Linked DNA regions of Mus musculus: region 2 is linked to region 1. Evidence: chromatin loops called from intact Hi-C (ENCODE). Cell type or tissue: gastrocnemius. All regions are shown on one strand.

Region 1 (8,000 bases):
AGCCACAGGGTTTACTTAGGTTATTTACAGGAGTGGGAATGACCCAAAGACTGCTGCCTCACCAAAAGCCCACCCCTGCATGGGTGATAGTTCACAAAGGCTGGAAACCAGGCTCACTGCTCAGCCTGCAGGCACTCAACAGACTGCAGAATACATTTTCCAGGTGGCTCAGTTGGTCTGAACCTCTTCCAAGCTGATTGGCTGGAATCTGTCTCTTTGGGCAGCTCAGGCAGTCTCTGCCCCTTCCAGGCAGCTTGCCTGGTCTGAGAGTATTTTTCAATAGTTGTTACTGCTTATATACACTTGGAGGAGGAGGAAACTGGTATATCCAGTCAGTTTTGGGAACTTCAGAAGCCTTTGAGCTCTGCTTCTAGAGTAGATAGGAATGCTTTACCTCTCTTTAAAACAGTGGTCCTCAACCTGTGGGGCACTTTGGGGGTCCAAAGACCCTTTTGCAGGGGTCGAATATCAGATAACCCTGCACATCAGGTATTTACAATTCATAACAATAGCACTGAGAATATTTTTATGGTTGGGGGTCACCACAACATTAGGAACTATGTTAAAGGGAAGGTTGAGAACCATTGTTTTAGAACATTTCTGTATGTTAGTGAGCTTCCCTCTAAGATGGAAGGTTTTTATCTCAGAGGAAAATGCTACACAACACTTGCCACTCTACTAAACATTTGTGTGTATGTGTGTACAGTGTGTATGGAGGAGGGTGATGTGTTCCTGTGTGAATGTGGGCACTCACATGACATGCATGTGTAGAGGTTAGAGTACACCCTGGGATATCTGTTCTCACCTCTACCTTGTTTAAAGCAAGGTCTCCATTATCCCACTGTGTGCACCAGTTTAGCTGGACCAAGGACTCCAGGGGATTCTCCTATCTCTGCCTGCCATTATTGCTGTAGGAGTACAGGGATTGCTCATCTGCTTTTCACATGGGTTCTGAGAATTAAAACTCAGTTCCTCACTGTTGTATGGTAAGTGTGTTTACCCACTGAACCATCTCCCCAACCCAAAAATTTACTTCCCTTTCACCAATGTTTATTTTAAAGTTGAAAATCATCCCTTTTAGATGGACAGTGGTGGGGCACGCCTTTAATTTCAGCATTCAGGAAATAGAGGCAGGAGGATCTCTGAGTTTGAGGCTAGCCTACTTTACTGAGTGAGATCCAGGACAGTCAGGGCTATACAGAGAAATCCTGTCTTGAGAAAGGGGAAAAAAGGGAAGGAAGGAAAGAAGGAAGGAAGGAAGGACAAGACAGATAGACACAGACAGACAGACAGACAGACAGAAAGAAAGAAAGAAAGAAAGAAAGAAAGAAAGAAAGAAAGAACAAATTCCCCCTTTTAAAATTATGTATATATCTATATATTTTATACTAATTATTTTTTATACTTTTAGATTCTGTGCCAAAATTGAGTGATTTGTGATGCTTGGATATAGCTCAATGGTCAACTATTTACCTAGCATAAATGGGTCCTGGGTTCAGGGGGAGGAGGTGTCATTACTATACTTAGGTATTTGCTAACCACCTACATTTACCTTCATTGGCAAGCTGTACTTGAATGCACGACTGTGTTTCTTTTACCAGTTAAGAAGAAGATCTAGTCATGAACTCTCTCAGCCTTTGTTAATCTGGGAAGGCCTTTATCTCACCTGCAGTTTGATGGACAGTTTTGTCAGATACAGCGTTGCTAGTCAGTGGTTAGAGCTTTTCTTTCCAGCACTTTGAATGTGTCATGTCCTTCCCTTGTAGCCTGTGATCTTTCTCCTGGGAAATCGAGGCAGTCTTTGGAAGCTTACTTGCTTTTCTCATGCTGCTTTTAAGTTTTCTTTTGCTTTGTCCTTAGACAATTTGATTATATTTTATTTTATTGCTCCTTTTAAGAGAGAGCCTTACTCTGTGTACCAAGCTGGCCTAGAACTCGGTGTGTACTCCAAGGTGGCCCTGGACTTGTGGCAGTTTGTCTACCGTGGCTTTCCAAGTACTGGCATTACAAGCACGAAGCCATTTTGCCTCACTAAACTGTTTTGTTTTTGTTGTTTTGAGACAGCCTCTTACTCTACCGCCCAAGCTGGCCTAGAATTCACTATGTAGACCAGGCTGGACTCAAACTCAGAGATCTATTTACCTCTACATCTAGAATGTTCTCATTAAAGGCATGTACGTGTGTTTTGCTTTGCTTTGCTTTGCTTTGCTTTGCTTTGCTTTGCTTTGCTTTGCTTTGCTTTGCTTTGCTTTGCTTTGCTTTGAGGGCTTCACACAGCTTAGACTGGCTGTAAACCTATGGGTTTACAAGTCAAGGTTGTTAGACTCAAATTCCTGATCCTTTCATCTTGCTATAAATGGACTTCTAACTGTTACACCTTTCCCAAGAGTCCCGAAGTACGTGCTCTCCTCTGCTGCTTTTTTCTCTCTCCGTCTCTGTGATGATTAATTCTCACGTGCTCTCTCTAACTCCCTCCCTCCTCTCATCCTTTTCATGGGTAGCTTGCTCCTGTAATGGAGCTATGCCCATGTGTCTTTGTAATGTTGTATTGGTCTCTTCACTTTTGATTAAAAACAGTCAGCCACCTCTCAGTTCTTAATCCACCAGCTTCACACAGAAAGACCTTCACTCATCAGCCCCGCTAGGCATCTAGTAGTAGCCCTTGGATCTTTTGTTTGGATCTACTGTCTCTGGACTCGCCTGTGTGCATGCCTGATCAGATGACTAGTTTCTTAGCCCTCTTCTCTTCTCTTCTCTTCTCTTCTCTTCTCTTCTCTTCTCTTCTCTTCTCTTCTCTTCTCTTCTCTTCTCTTCTCTTCTCTTCTTTCTCTTCTCTTCCTTCTCTTCTCTTCCTTCCTTCCTTTCTTTCTTTCTTTCTTTGAGACAGGGTTTCTCTGTGTAGCCCTGGCTGTCCTGGAACTCACTCTGTAAACCAGGTTGGCCTTGAACTCAGAAATCCACCTGCCTCTGCCTCCCGAGTGCTGGGATCCAAGGCGTGCGCCACCACTGCCCGGCTTCTTAGCCCTTTTCATCTCCCTGGATATCAGAACCTCTTGTACATGCTTGTCTGCCTCTTGTGTTGTGAGGCCTCTTAAGCAGCAGCGTGCTCCCCAACCAACTCCTTTGTTCTCAGTGGCCTCTGTGTTATGTACTGTCTGTGCTCCCTAATGACTACGACCATCTAGTCCTAGGCAGTTCTCTAAAAGCCAGCATCCCTGATACACCAGTCTCTTTCCTGAGGTACTGCTGGGCTGGACAGCCTGTCTCCTATACTGTCGTTCTGGAGCAGCCGCCTGCTGTCAGCTCTTTTGTTCTTAGTTGTCTCCAGGCCTGAGTCTGCCTGTTCATGTCAGCATTTCAAGACAGAACAGAAGCAAACGCTTCAGAACTTTGGGGCTCGTCCAGTCTTCTTCCCAGGGACGTCACTCCTAGCCTCCTGGCTCTGTTCCAGGAGAGGGGCTATGGTGAGAAGGTTCCATACATTTTCCTGCTTGTGTTGATGCAGCTGGTTTTGCACTAGCCTGGGTTCCAGAACTTTTTAACTTGTTTCTGGATTTCTCATAAAGGGATTTAGTCCATGAATTATTGAATCCATAGGAGGAACGTGGGATCTGGGGTTTCCTGTTCTGCCATCATAAATCTTTTGTATTTTATGGCTTCTATTTTTATTACTTGCGTGCGTGAGTAGGTGCATGTACATGGGGATACAAATGCACATGTGTATGGGGATACAAATGCACATGCCTCAGCTGTGGTTTCTCAGAAGCCATCAGCTTGATTTTGAAATAGGATTTCTTTCACTGGCCCGGGGCTTGCTCATCAGGCTAGACTAGCCAGCCACCGCGTGCCAGGGATCTGCCTGTTTCCACGTCCCCAGCACTGGAATTACAAGTGTGTGCCATCACTTCCAGCTTTGTTATATGAGTTCTGAGGACCACATTCAGGTCTCTGCATTTGTCAGGAAGCACTGTATTGACTGAGCCGTCTCTCCAGACCTCTATAGCTTCATTTTTAAAGATTAATAGTTGGAGTGAGCATTGAATCACGAGATCAAACATGTATAATTCCCACTAACTGGAAGACTAATCTTTGAACTTTTAGAGTCATCAACTATTAAACCAATTATTATTTTTCAGCTTATAAAATGTGATATATAATTTAATGTAGCAATATTTTGTTTACCATTGTCAAAGAAAAGATTCTTCCTCAAAAATGAATTGTTCAAAAAATTCTAAATTTTTTCATTTATGTAAGTACATCTCTTTTGGTTTCTTGATTGATTTTTTTCCAAGTTTTCTATTATATTTATTTGCTTGTTTCTTTAAATATGTTCCATTATTCAGAAGTTGACTTAGAGGCTAGGGAGATAGCTCAGTTGGTAAGTGCTTGTAATGCACTTTAGCACCAGAGTTTAAGTCTCCAGCACCCACATAAAAGCCTGATGCAGGGGACACTTCTGAAACTTCTGTGCTGCAGGGAAAGAGGCAGGCAGATTGCTACAGCCTAGCGCTTGATGGCCATGCGAGATAACCAAACTGGGAAGCTTTTGATTCAGGGAGAGACCCTGTCTCAAAAACATAAAATGGAGAACAATCTCCAGTGTCCACATATATAGTCATACATGCAGTTGTGCACACACATATACCATACACAGGAAATGAAGTTCATGTTAATCAGAGCAAGTATTTCCTAGAGGGAGATACAGAGCATACGGGCAGAGAAGCGGGTGTTACTTAACCGATATTCCATGCCCATGGTTTTCATCCAGCTGTGACAGTCTTTCAGTCGACGTCAGAAACGCGCTGTTGTCGGAGCTGTGGTGCTTTTAGGGTTTTTTTTCCCTCCTGTTTTGTGTCTTAACCAAAGCAGCACCTCAGACTAAGCATAAGAAGAGAAACACAAAGTACTCGTGCTTAGTCAGTAGGTGGAGCTCAGACTCTGCAAGTGTTCAGAGACCAGCAAAGCTAGCTTGTGCTGAAAAGACTGTCTTTGATTATAAAAAGGTCAAAATGAAGAAACTATAGTACTAAAATTTTCCAGTTTCAGAGAATTTCACATTTTCATTTTATATCATTTTTTCAAAATAAAGTTAATGTGAATGCTTTTTTAAAAATACTCGCATTTTTATTTCATAGCTCAGATTTGTTAATGTTTTAGAATCAAATCTTTCCCAATTTCTAGATTATTTTAATTTCTTTTTTAGACATTCATAAATTATAAAGTGTTTTCATAGTTTAGTAATATTAACATGATAAATAAATTTAATGGCAAATTTTGTTTAAATTCAGTTTTCATAAATAGATAACTCAGAAAAATTCTGTTCTAAGAACACAAATACACATAAGGACTAGAGAGATGGCTCAGCGGTTAAGAGCACTGGTTGCTCTTCCAGAGGTCCTGAGTTCAAATCCCAGCACCCACATGGTGGCTCAGAACCATCTGTAATGGGATCTGATGCCCTCCCTGTTCTGTCTTTCAGACATACAGGAGGGCAGAGCACTCATGTACATAAATAAATAATTTTTAAAAAAAGAAATATACTTGAGATTACAATATAGTAATTTAGGTTACATGGGGCCTTGTTTTATCTTTCTGAAGTTTATAAACCCATGGTGACGTTTTAAGCAATTTGTTGCAGGGCCAGGGAGATGGCTCAGTGGATAACATGCTTGCTGTTCAAGCCTGTGGAGCGAGGGTGCGGATTCTCAGCACACGTGTAAAAGCCAGCTTCAGTTGTGCACAGTTGTGAGACAGAGCAGGGAAGGGGATGAGCAGATCTTGGGGACTTGCTTGGCTAACCAATGTAGCCAAAACTGTGACCTCAAGGTTCAGTGAGGAGAGACCTTGTTTCAAAAACCCAACCGCCTTGGACCTTCATGAGCACACTAGCCACATTCACATGTGTATAGCACATGTGTATAGCACATGTGAATAGCACATGTGAATAGACAGACAGACAGACAGACAGATAGATTTTAGAAGCCTAATTGTTAAAAAGGCAGTGCCTTTTTTTTTAGCATTATCCAAGGAACATTTATTTTATGATAATCTGGGCATTTTTTTTAATCCAAATAATTTTTATTTTGGTGTAAAACTAACCACACTACAAAACACCTTAAGCTCTTAATATGGTTCACTCTATATCTTATAGATACCATTATAACATCCCTGATCAAGTCATATCTCTTTCATTCACTATTGGGTAAATAAATAACAGTGTACATAGACATGATTTTTCCAGGACAGTGTTGCTTCTTCACTTCCACAGTAGTTTAAGGAGTGAGTAGAAGAAAGGACAAAAAAAGAAGAAAAAACCAAACAAACAAACAAAAAATAAGCTTTGAGACTGGCATCTGGAATTCATTTCTAGAAAAGAAACCAAATTTTGATAGATGACATGGAAAGTTGTGTTACTTACAACTGCTTACCCTGCATGGTATTGATAGGCAGAATTTGAGGGGTTTGAACTTTTATTCTGCTCATCATTACTGTTTAGGAGCATGAATGGTGTAGTGTTAGTGAGGGTGCCATGCTACATGTGTGGATGCCAGGGCACAACTTGGTAGAGTCGGTTCTTTTCTGTCCTTACATGGGTTCCAGGGGTTGAACTCAGGCTACCGGGCTTGCACAGAACTTATACAGAGTCATATTGCCGACCCAGTTCTGATAGGACTAAATGTGTCATGTTCCCCAGCTGTCCTCACCTGAGCAGTACAGACAATTCCCAATCTACAGTGATTCAGCTTTGCAGTACTGTGAAAATAACACACATTCAGAAGTAAGGGCACTTCAGAGCGGTTAGCCCTTTTTCTGGCTGGTGATCAGTGTGTCCTGAGATGCCAGCACCAGCAATGAGCTGCAGGTCGCCGTGTGTCCCTTGATCACAGCAGCAAACAGCTGGTGCTCTGCAGTGCACTGTGTGGTTAAGCTCCGACTGTGGCTTACGAACACTGCCTGCATTTTCAACTTTCAATACTTTGAAACTAATGATTTATTTATCAGGCTATAATCCCTTCATAACTCTTGTGCATGAAAAATATCATATCAAAAGATTGGAAGCTATTCCATATGTTGAAATGCAAATGAGGTTGTTTCACTAGAAAAGGTAAAGTTCGTCTTTACTACATGAATGTTTTGGTAACTGAGTAACGAGTGTCCCCCTTGGACCTGCTGTTTCAGGACTTTCTAAATGGGTGAGGCAGCAGATTCAGCACCACTCAAGCTTTGCAAGTGCCCTGGAGTCGCTGACCGAGTTCTCCAGAAGACACCAGAAAGTTACTAATAGATCCAAAAAAGACGAAAAATGTACAAAAGACAATGAGCCTACTCTGGAAGTGGCCTGTTTGGAGGATAGCACTTTTACAAGTGTGTCAGAATCAAGTCATCAGTCACCAGAAAACTCGACAGAAGAAGCAGAAGTGTGTGTCCAGGAGCTTCAGTGTCCCCAGGTGGCTACTAAAAGCCCCTCAGTAGCAAGCCACGGTGTTTCCAGAAGGAAGAAAAGTATGTTGAATTCTGCCCATTTACAGTAGACAGAAAAATCTTCTATTATGTAACAGTGAAATGATAATGGCTTAGGTGCACATTAATTTCCTGAAATATATGGGTTTATGACATGAAGTGTTCACAAAGTAATACTAGGTATGCTTGAATGAGAACAGATTTTTTTTTTTAGGATACCAAAGTATATTTTTGTGGTTTCCATTGGCTTTGCCACTTATCTAGTGAGATTGTCAACACCACTTAACCCTTTAAGTTATAATAGAAAAGTGGATATCCCACCTACTTGTCCCTCTGAGCTCTAAACCATCTAAACAGTCCCATAACCCCTAGAGAAATAGCCACAGTCATTAAAAGTCTCCCAACCATAAAAAGCCCAGGACCAGATGGTTTTAATGCAGAATTCTATCAGACCTTCAAAGAAGACCTAATAACAATTCTCTTCAAACTATTCCACAACATAGAAACAGAAGGAACACTACCCAGTTCATTCTATGAAG
Region 2 (8,000 bases), 220 kb after region 1:
CTGCTTCCTGACTGCAGATGCGTGTGATCGGCCGCTTCACACTCAGGCTGCCAGGCCTTCCCCACCATGAGTGACTGCGTTCCTTCTTAAAGTGCGGGCCAAAACAAACCCCTCTCTCCTTAAAATATGACATTATAAATGTATTTAAATGTAAATGTCTCCTTAAAATAAAATATAATAAATGAATAGAAGTAAAGGCAAGCAAGGCAGAGTTCTGGGAGGAGCCGGTGGACCTGCATTTAAGGTTCCGTCACTCTGTGCCTCAGCAAGTGACCTAGCTCTTTGTACTACATTCTCCAGGCCTGGAGAAGAAAATTCAGGCCAGCTAGAGATGGCCATATGCCATCTGTCTGTCCCTTCCCTGCTCTGGCAGCCAACCCCCCACAGCCTGTTTCTCAGCCTCTTGCCTGAAGGGTGGATAGATGACCCAGCCTGACCAATTTTCCTGTCTCTCAAGGGAATATATGACCCTCACTGGGGCCAACAAGTCCTCAAGTGATTTGTTCTATTCACAGAGAGCAGGGGACTTTCTCACCCCATGAGAATGTGCCTGAAAACCAAGTATATATGTGTGTGTGTTTGTATATGTATGTATATGTATGTGTATGTATATGTGTGTATACACACACACACACACACACACACACACACACATATATATATAGATATATATATACTCTTGCTTTTCTCATTCATGTAGAAGAACACATTCCACTTTTGACTTAGGTTCATTTGAGTTGGGCTTTGATGACCAGGAATCCACCCACCCCTGTGACCAGTATATCTCTCTAGTGACACTGTGGAATATCTGGCTCTGACCAAACCTGGCTTTGTGGCATAGCCATCCCTGACCGCAGTGATGGATAGGGGGTTGTTTGTGTGGAAGTAGGTGGGATGTAGGCATGTGACTACAGAGGGGCCATCGCTCTGGGATTGTCAAGGTGGGGCTAGAGAGAGATCCCCTTCCCTCTCAGCCCTTCAGCTGAGTTCCATAGCTCCCAACTGTCTGCAGCCAGACTCCCTGTCCCGAGAGGCTCATCTGGGGTTGGAGAGAGTGATACCAAAACAGAAAAGAAGGCATGAAGGAGAAGGCATGAAGGTCAGAGCCCAGGACAGATGTGGCTGGGCCCCCAGCCCTCTGCAGGCCACTCCCCCTCCCAGCCACTCCTCCTCCCAGCCACTCCTCCCAGGGGTGTGAATGATGCCCTGGATCGTCTCAATAGCTGGGACTTTCTGTCCTGGTGCATGACATGGAAAAGGCCAGCATCCCTCTGGCCACATGGCTCTCGATGCCAGGTGTCTGAAGAAGACCAAGTCTTCAACAGAAAGAGGTAAAGCTGAAGTGCATTTGGGACCCTTCTCTGCCACCTTACTGAGCACTTACTATGTACCAAGCTCTGTCACATGAGTAGACAAAGTAATGCTAGCGTTGTGGTGGGGGAGGCGTGCAAACAAGCAAATAGAGCACAACATGACTAAACCGGAAGGCAGGGCAGGCATGCAGATGCTGAAGTGATGATCAAGGACACCATCCCCAAGAGACAAAGCGGGGACCAAGGAGGAGTGTGCATTCCTGGCAGGATCAGGAAGTGCAGGGTTGGAAAAATCACAGTGGTTCCTCCCAGGAAGCGAATCCCAGGGGGTGGAGAGATGGCTCAGTGGGGAAGACCCAGGTTCCCTGCCCAGTACCCACACGGCTGCTCACACACACCATCTGCAAACACTCCGAAGCTTTAGCGGCTCTGACGCCCCCTTCTGGCCTCCTCAGGCTCCTGCATGTCTGTGGTACATGCAGATTAACTCCTGAAGGGTTCCTGCATACATACACCAAAAACAAAACAAAAATCTTCTTACAAGCTTTAAAAAAAAAAAAAAAAGCATAGGAAAGAAAAGGGCCTCTGGGAGAGAATGTGCACTCTTGGTGTAGCTGCATCAGGGCCTATGGTGGTCCTTTGGTGGTGGTAATACACAGCCAGCCTGTTACCATGGGAATAGAGAACCATGGAAAAGGGGCTGCCTCTGGGTGAGGCAGGCACATGAATCCTTCCACTTAGATGTACGTGAGCCTGAGTCTTCATCAAGGACACCCGACATGAAGGAACAATCCCAGGGGCCTTCCCTGTTCCCCAACACTACCACCACTTCCCTCGAGTCACCCTTTATAGAACCCCCCTGGATCTGGGTTTTCCCTGCCTGGAATAGGGAGAAGGAGAGACCCGAGCACTGGCCCAGGGTATCACAGAGAACCATTGCCCTGGCAGTGGGAGAGGGCCTAGAAACATTCTGAGCTTCTAGAATGTTGTCAGGAACCCAGACAAGAGTCTGATCGCCATGGGCACTGGTGGGAGCCAGAAGGCGAGCACCTGGAAAGAACATATATCAATGAAGAGAAGGGATCCCTTTATCAGCAAGACCTGGAGAACTGGGTTGTTGATAGGTCAGTGTGCCCCAGCAAAGGACAGGATAGGATAGGAAGGTTCCAAAAAAGGTCCGCAGGGAGTGCAGGGCACAGAAAAGGACACAGGCCATCCAGAGGTTGAGCCCAGCAGAAAGACAGCTGCCCTGTGAAGGTGACAGTGGAGGACCGGGTACACCTGGGACACTGCAGGGAACAGCACAGAGATCTCTCAGACTTAGCTGTCTGCCCCACAGCCGAAGGACACAGCATCCTGATGAAGCCAAGTGGTTGCTTCACTATCTACACCCTAGCAGACTTCTCCATTGGCCCTCTTCAAACTAAGGAGATATAGTCTATTCCCAGACAAGAACACTTTTTGAGGCTCAAGACAGTTAAGACACAAGTTGGGTGTGGTGTTAGTCCCATCACTTAAGAGACAGAGACAGGAGGATCTCTGTGAGTTCAAGGTCAGCCTGATCTACAATTCCTGGACAACCAGAGTTACATAAGCAGACCTTATCCCCCCCCCCCCAAAAAAAAAGAAAGAAAAGAAAAAAAAAGAAAAGAAAAAAGAAAGGAAGGAGAGAGAGGGAGAGAGAGGGAGAGGGAGAAAGAGAGAAAGAAAGAAAGAAAGAGAGAGAGAAAGAGAGAGAGAGAGAGAGAGAGAGAGAGAGAAGGAAGGAAGGAAGGAAGGAAGGAAGGAAGGAAGGAAGGAAGGAAGGAAAGAAAGAAAGAAAGAAAGAAAGAAAGAAAGAAAGAAAGAAAGAAAGAAAGAAAAGGAGGAGGAGGAGGAGGAGGAGGAGGAGGAGGAAGGGATTTGAACCAGGGGCTCACTGGCTGCCGCACAAGGCCCGTGCACTTAGTCACGTCCTGCAGCACTGCTAAGCAGAATGTGGAGGGAGGCACCTAGAGAGGGCCAGACCAGAGAAGGCAAGGAAACCTTGGTTTTTGCCTGTGACAAGACAGATAGCGACTGTCTGGACGACCCTAGATCCCCACCTAGTGGTCGGAAAGAGCCATTGTTTTTAACGGCTGGCGTTACCGATCCAAGCAGGTCATTTCACCCACTGGCAAAGGAACACATCGGTCTGAGCCAGAGTTCAGGAGAAAGAAGAGTTCCGCCAGCCGGCGCAGGCGCACACGCACTAACACTCGTAACCTTCCTCCGGGGAGGTGGCGAGGAATTTATTAACTCCTAGATTTTGTCCCCGAGTCTTCCACGCTGGCTTGCCCTTCACGAGAGGCAGTGCGCCCCCAGGCATTATACACAGAATCGCCTGATCTAATGTGATCTCTGCTGAAGTAACTGGGGATGGTAAAATGACACAGTCAATGACAGCTATCTGCAAAACATTGTGCTAGGTATCCATCCAGCTCAGAACAAAGGTGACCAGAACAACCCTGGAGGAACCAGAGGGCCCAGTTTTGAAGGAAGACAGCCCAGCACTTTGCAGAAGAAGGCCCTGAGACAAGGTCACTAAGAGTAGGCTAGAGCAGAGCCTGGAACACGGTTCTGGGAGTAGGCAGGACCCACAAGGACCCCATTGCTAGGCTAAAGGGCCGGGACCACCCTGAAAATTCTATAGCCTTTGAAGGGCTTCCTCATCTCAGGATATGCAGGGAAGGCTTAACCAGCAGACAGCAGGGAAGCTTCCCAAAGGTGGCCTGCAAAGACACATGCCCTGGGTGGCAGGAGCAAAGTTTTTGCTCCAAAACACATAGGGTACCAAACTCCCAGGGGACAAAGAATTATCAGCCTTGCCGGAGAGCACAGTTGAAAGGCTAGTCGTACATGTAGATAGCCTGGAACCTTCTATAGCAAAAAGACGTCCTCTGGGAAGACACTTATTCCCACGTGCGCGCGCACGCATGCACACTCACGCGCAATCACCCAACCTGAGCCTTGGTTCTGAGGAGGCCTTGTCTGGCTAGGACTGAAGCTGAAGGCCAACAGGAATTCTCTACAACTTACTCCAAGTGGGCTTGGAAGACGACCTTTGGTCCAGGGCTTGAGCAGGACTGTCCTGTAGGCCCTGCTTCCAGATGGTAAAATTCATTCATTGGTTCATTCACTCATTCATTTCTTCTTCGAATGCTTTCTGTAGCCCTCTTCTTTGTTTGAGCAGTTTTCAGTCTGGGGTCCGAGCAATGAGCAAAAGAAACACCAACTTGGGCTGGAAAGATGGCTCAGCGGGTAAGAGCACCGACTGCTCTTCCAACGGTCCTGAGTTCAAATCCCAGCAACCACATGGTGGCTCACAACCATCCCTCGTAACAAATCTGACTCCTGGAGTGTCTGAAGATGGCTACAGTGTTCTTACACATAATAAGTAAGTAAATCTTTAAAAAAAAAATAGAAAACAAAAAAAAAAAAAAAAAAAAGAAACACCAACCATGCCAACTATGCCTTAAGGAAGTCAATGACCTTGTAGGTCACAGAGATTTGATGAAATATCTACCCTCCCCAGAGGAGACATGGCAGACATGGGGTCTGGTAGAAAAGACTGAGCCCCAGAAGGCAGGGGCAGGAGAGAGCCCACCTGTCTGTCTTTAAGACAGGATATCATTATATTGTACAGGGTAGCCCAGTGCTCCCCCCCCCCGCCCCGGTCTCTCTCTCTCTCTCTCTCTCTCTCTCTCTCTGTGTGTGTGTGTGTGTGTGTGTGTGTGTGTGTGTATTGTTGTTGTTGTTGGAAGAGGGAGTTTGTTCTTCGAGATAGGAATGTCACTGTGTAACCAGTATAACCAGGAATGTCACCGAGTAACCAGGCTTTCATCTATTGGCAGTCCTCCTGCCTCAGCCTCCTAAATGCTGGGATTACTGGCATGAGGCACCACACACAACTAACCTCAAACCCTGTCCTTTCCTGTCTCTGCTTCCTCTATGCCTAAGTGTATGCAAACAAGACTGTGTTTGCACGTGGTCCAGCGGGAAGGGGCACCTGTACAGATATATACTTATGGCTATTGGTGTGCATGCGGTCTCTCCACGCGCCTGTGTGCACAGGTGACTGTGGTGGTGTGGGGGATGGGTGAGGGATGACCTAAGAGGTGTCTATTGCACAGGATATCAGTGATGCGACCAGCAATCTTATGGGCAAACCCAGAAAGCCTAAGGGCAGACACAGCTGCTCTGAGAAGGGAGGAAGACCCTGGGTGGGGACAAGAAGGAAGGACTGTGCATGTGCTCTGCGACTAGATAAAAATTACCCAATGGCATCTCTCATGTCCAGAGACCACAGAGCAGGAACCCTCGAGGCTCTGGGAAAGAACACTGGCTTGGGAAGATTCTGTGACCTCTCTTCAACCGGAACAGGTCTAAGCCTTGGTTTTTCTCTCTGGAACGGAAGTTCCCATTCCAAGAATGAGAAGGAAATGTGTTTGGCATGGGGTGGTGGCCCACAGCTCCTCTTGTCAAGCTGAGGAGCAGCTGCCATGGAGCCAGAGGACATCCTGTTCTCAAGAAATAAAAACAAGAGTGAAGACGGGCCGTGGCTACGTTCCCCTGCTAGACTGATGTGAAGCCAGCAGCCATCTTGGTCTCCTGGGCTTGTCTCTAAATCAGGCTACTTCTCCCACAGCCAGACCCTGGCCAGGACACCAGGGCTCAGCATCCGGCAGTCAGCAGAGGTCATGCACCCAGCCCTTTTGTCCCTTCCCAGCTGGGAGCCTGACTTATACCCACCATCACCTCATTAGCTGCTGCTGCCAAGGGCCCTGCTCACTGAATTGTGAAAGAGCCTTTTCCTTTATTTACTGGAAATCCTGGAACCCTTCATTTCTCTGAACCCCAATGTCATCCTCCGCGGTTCATGGTCACTATACTGCCCCTGACTTAGCCTTCACTGAGAGCGAGCCCTCATGAGAAAGTACTCTGAATACCATCAAGCCTTCAGTTCAGGGAAGGATTGAGCCCATGTAAATAGCCCAGATCTAGGGGATACCCTTTAGGAAGGGGCCTCAGAAGACCCTCCACTGGTACCGTTTTCTCTCCTTGGGGAGAACCTGCATTCAGTCTGTCAGCAACCCCATGGTGCTGGAGGCCAGAGTCACCTCACAACCCATAGGATGTGCCCCCTCCCAACTGTGCTTGGTGGGAAGGTTGAACTGTGACAGCCACATCCCACAGGGACTGGAGGCAGCTGGAGCCAGCTGGTTCCCCGAGGGTTTCAGAACCTGGAATGCTATTTCCTAATCGGGAATTCATCCAGGCCACCAATCCTGACCCCAGTCCAAGAAGCTTAGCAACAGTCAAAGTTCCCAAGGTCTGTGAGTGGCTCTGCCTATGTCTCAGGCCCAGGTTCCTCAAGGGTTAGGTCCTTGTTCAGGAGCCTTTGATGTCGGGGAGGGGAACGTTTCAACTAGTCTCTCACATATCACTTTGGGTTTGGTCCACACCATTTACTTTGCCAACCGGGATCCTGGAGCTCAGAAAAGAGAGTCGTACTGTTCAGGATCTCATGGCTAGAGGCAAAGGTTGGCTTTGAACTTCTCATTCAGTTTTCCTACTGAACATCTGCTTTGCAATAGATGGGCATCAAGTGACTGTTAGATTACCAAAGGTCTCATCCTATCCTCTGGTATGCCTTGAAGGTGCCGAGACTCTGGCTGGGGGGAGGCAACAAGTTGCTGGCTAAGGAAGAGATGCAAGACTGATGGGAACTGGGCAGGTTTCTATCCGTGTGCTCTTAAAAAGCGTATGTAGACTTATTCTGCCCGTTTGTCGAGCTGCTGGCATCTTTGGTACTTAGCTCCCCCAAATTTTCCCCACTCTGAGTGTGCCATTTGTTAGTGATCAGGTTTCCCCTCTTTACCCACGAGCATCCGACTCAAACCTGACTCAAACTCTGGTGGCTCACTTCTGAGTCCTTCTTACTTAGCATCTTCGGGAACTACTGAAGACCCAAAGCCTCCTCAAGACCTTTGGTTGTCTTGTAAGATTTAACCCTTGGTCCTCAAGTGCACTGGTCCCTGGTGCATACCTAACAGTCTCTTCGTGTGACCTTGAGGAGCTGAGGAGGTGGAGGTAGGAGCTGAGGAATGTCTTAGCCAACACTTACACCCAAGCTTGCATGGTTCAGTGGAGCTTCACACTCCAAAAGGGCCAGAGGCGTGTTTTCCAGTGCTCATAGATCCCAGCCCTGACTGTGTTTCCAAGAGGCCAGGAAAGCCAGAGGCAAGCGCCTTCCCTGTCCCAAGAAGAATCTGAGTCCAGCCAGGCACATCGAAGACCATAGCTTCTAGGAGCTGGCACTGCAGGGCAGCTCCAAGAGAAAAACCCACATTAAGTTTTGAGCTCCCTCGTCGGTGCCCGCAGTCGGCAGCCCACTCAAGTCCCTGGGCCTGGACCTACAGTGGATCTGAGATCCCTCTCCGTGCCCATTTCTCTGGACTCACTGCACCTTGGGCTCTGGCAGGGAGTGCTGGCCGGCTGCTTGACCGGGCCCTGTCCTGGAGCGCCATCTCGTGGGAACGTGGGGAGTTCCTGAGGCCTGGGACCTGGGAAGGCTCCCGAGTCCGGAGCAGCCAAGTGAGTTCGGGGTCCTTAGCCCATCAAACCCGATGGACAGACACGCACCCCAAGGGAGCCTAAAAGAAACTC

Evidence for each region. A loop is a pair of places that touch in the nucleus more often than their neighbours do. Peaks named below come from ENCODE experiments on the same cell type or tissue, not always from the same donor. Only the 100,000 strongest peaks of a DNase experiment are listed, where the experiment ranks them.
Region 2: it touches region 1 in a loop (2.7-fold over the local background); 18 of 42 quality-filtered maps call a loop at or near these places.

Annotation. Positions count from the first base shown.
Region 1 is chr11:86,064,281-86,072,280 of GRCm38, reverse strand. It overlaps Brip1 (BRCA1 interacting protein C-terminal helicase 1), which reads left to right. Exons shown (of 20, transcript NM_178309.2): 19 at 7,180-7,503. Among named protein-coding and RNA genes, the nearest start is that of Gm20759, 44 kb to the right of the region's middle. In gastrocnemius, a CTCF peak has its summit at 4,925 (motif pointing right); DNase peaks (open chromatin) are centred at 187 and 3,388.
Region 2 is chr11:85,844,674-85,852,673 of GRCm38, reverse strand. No RefSeq gene overlaps it. Among named protein-coding and RNA genes, the nearest start is that of Tbx2, 16 kb to the right of the region's middle. In gastrocnemius, CTCF peaks have their summits at 1,760 (motif pointing left), 3,401 and 7,865 (motif pointing left); DNase peaks (open chromatin) are centred at 363, 3,416 and 7,857; H3K4me3 peaks cover 1,148 bases; H3K27ac peaks cover 3,212 bases.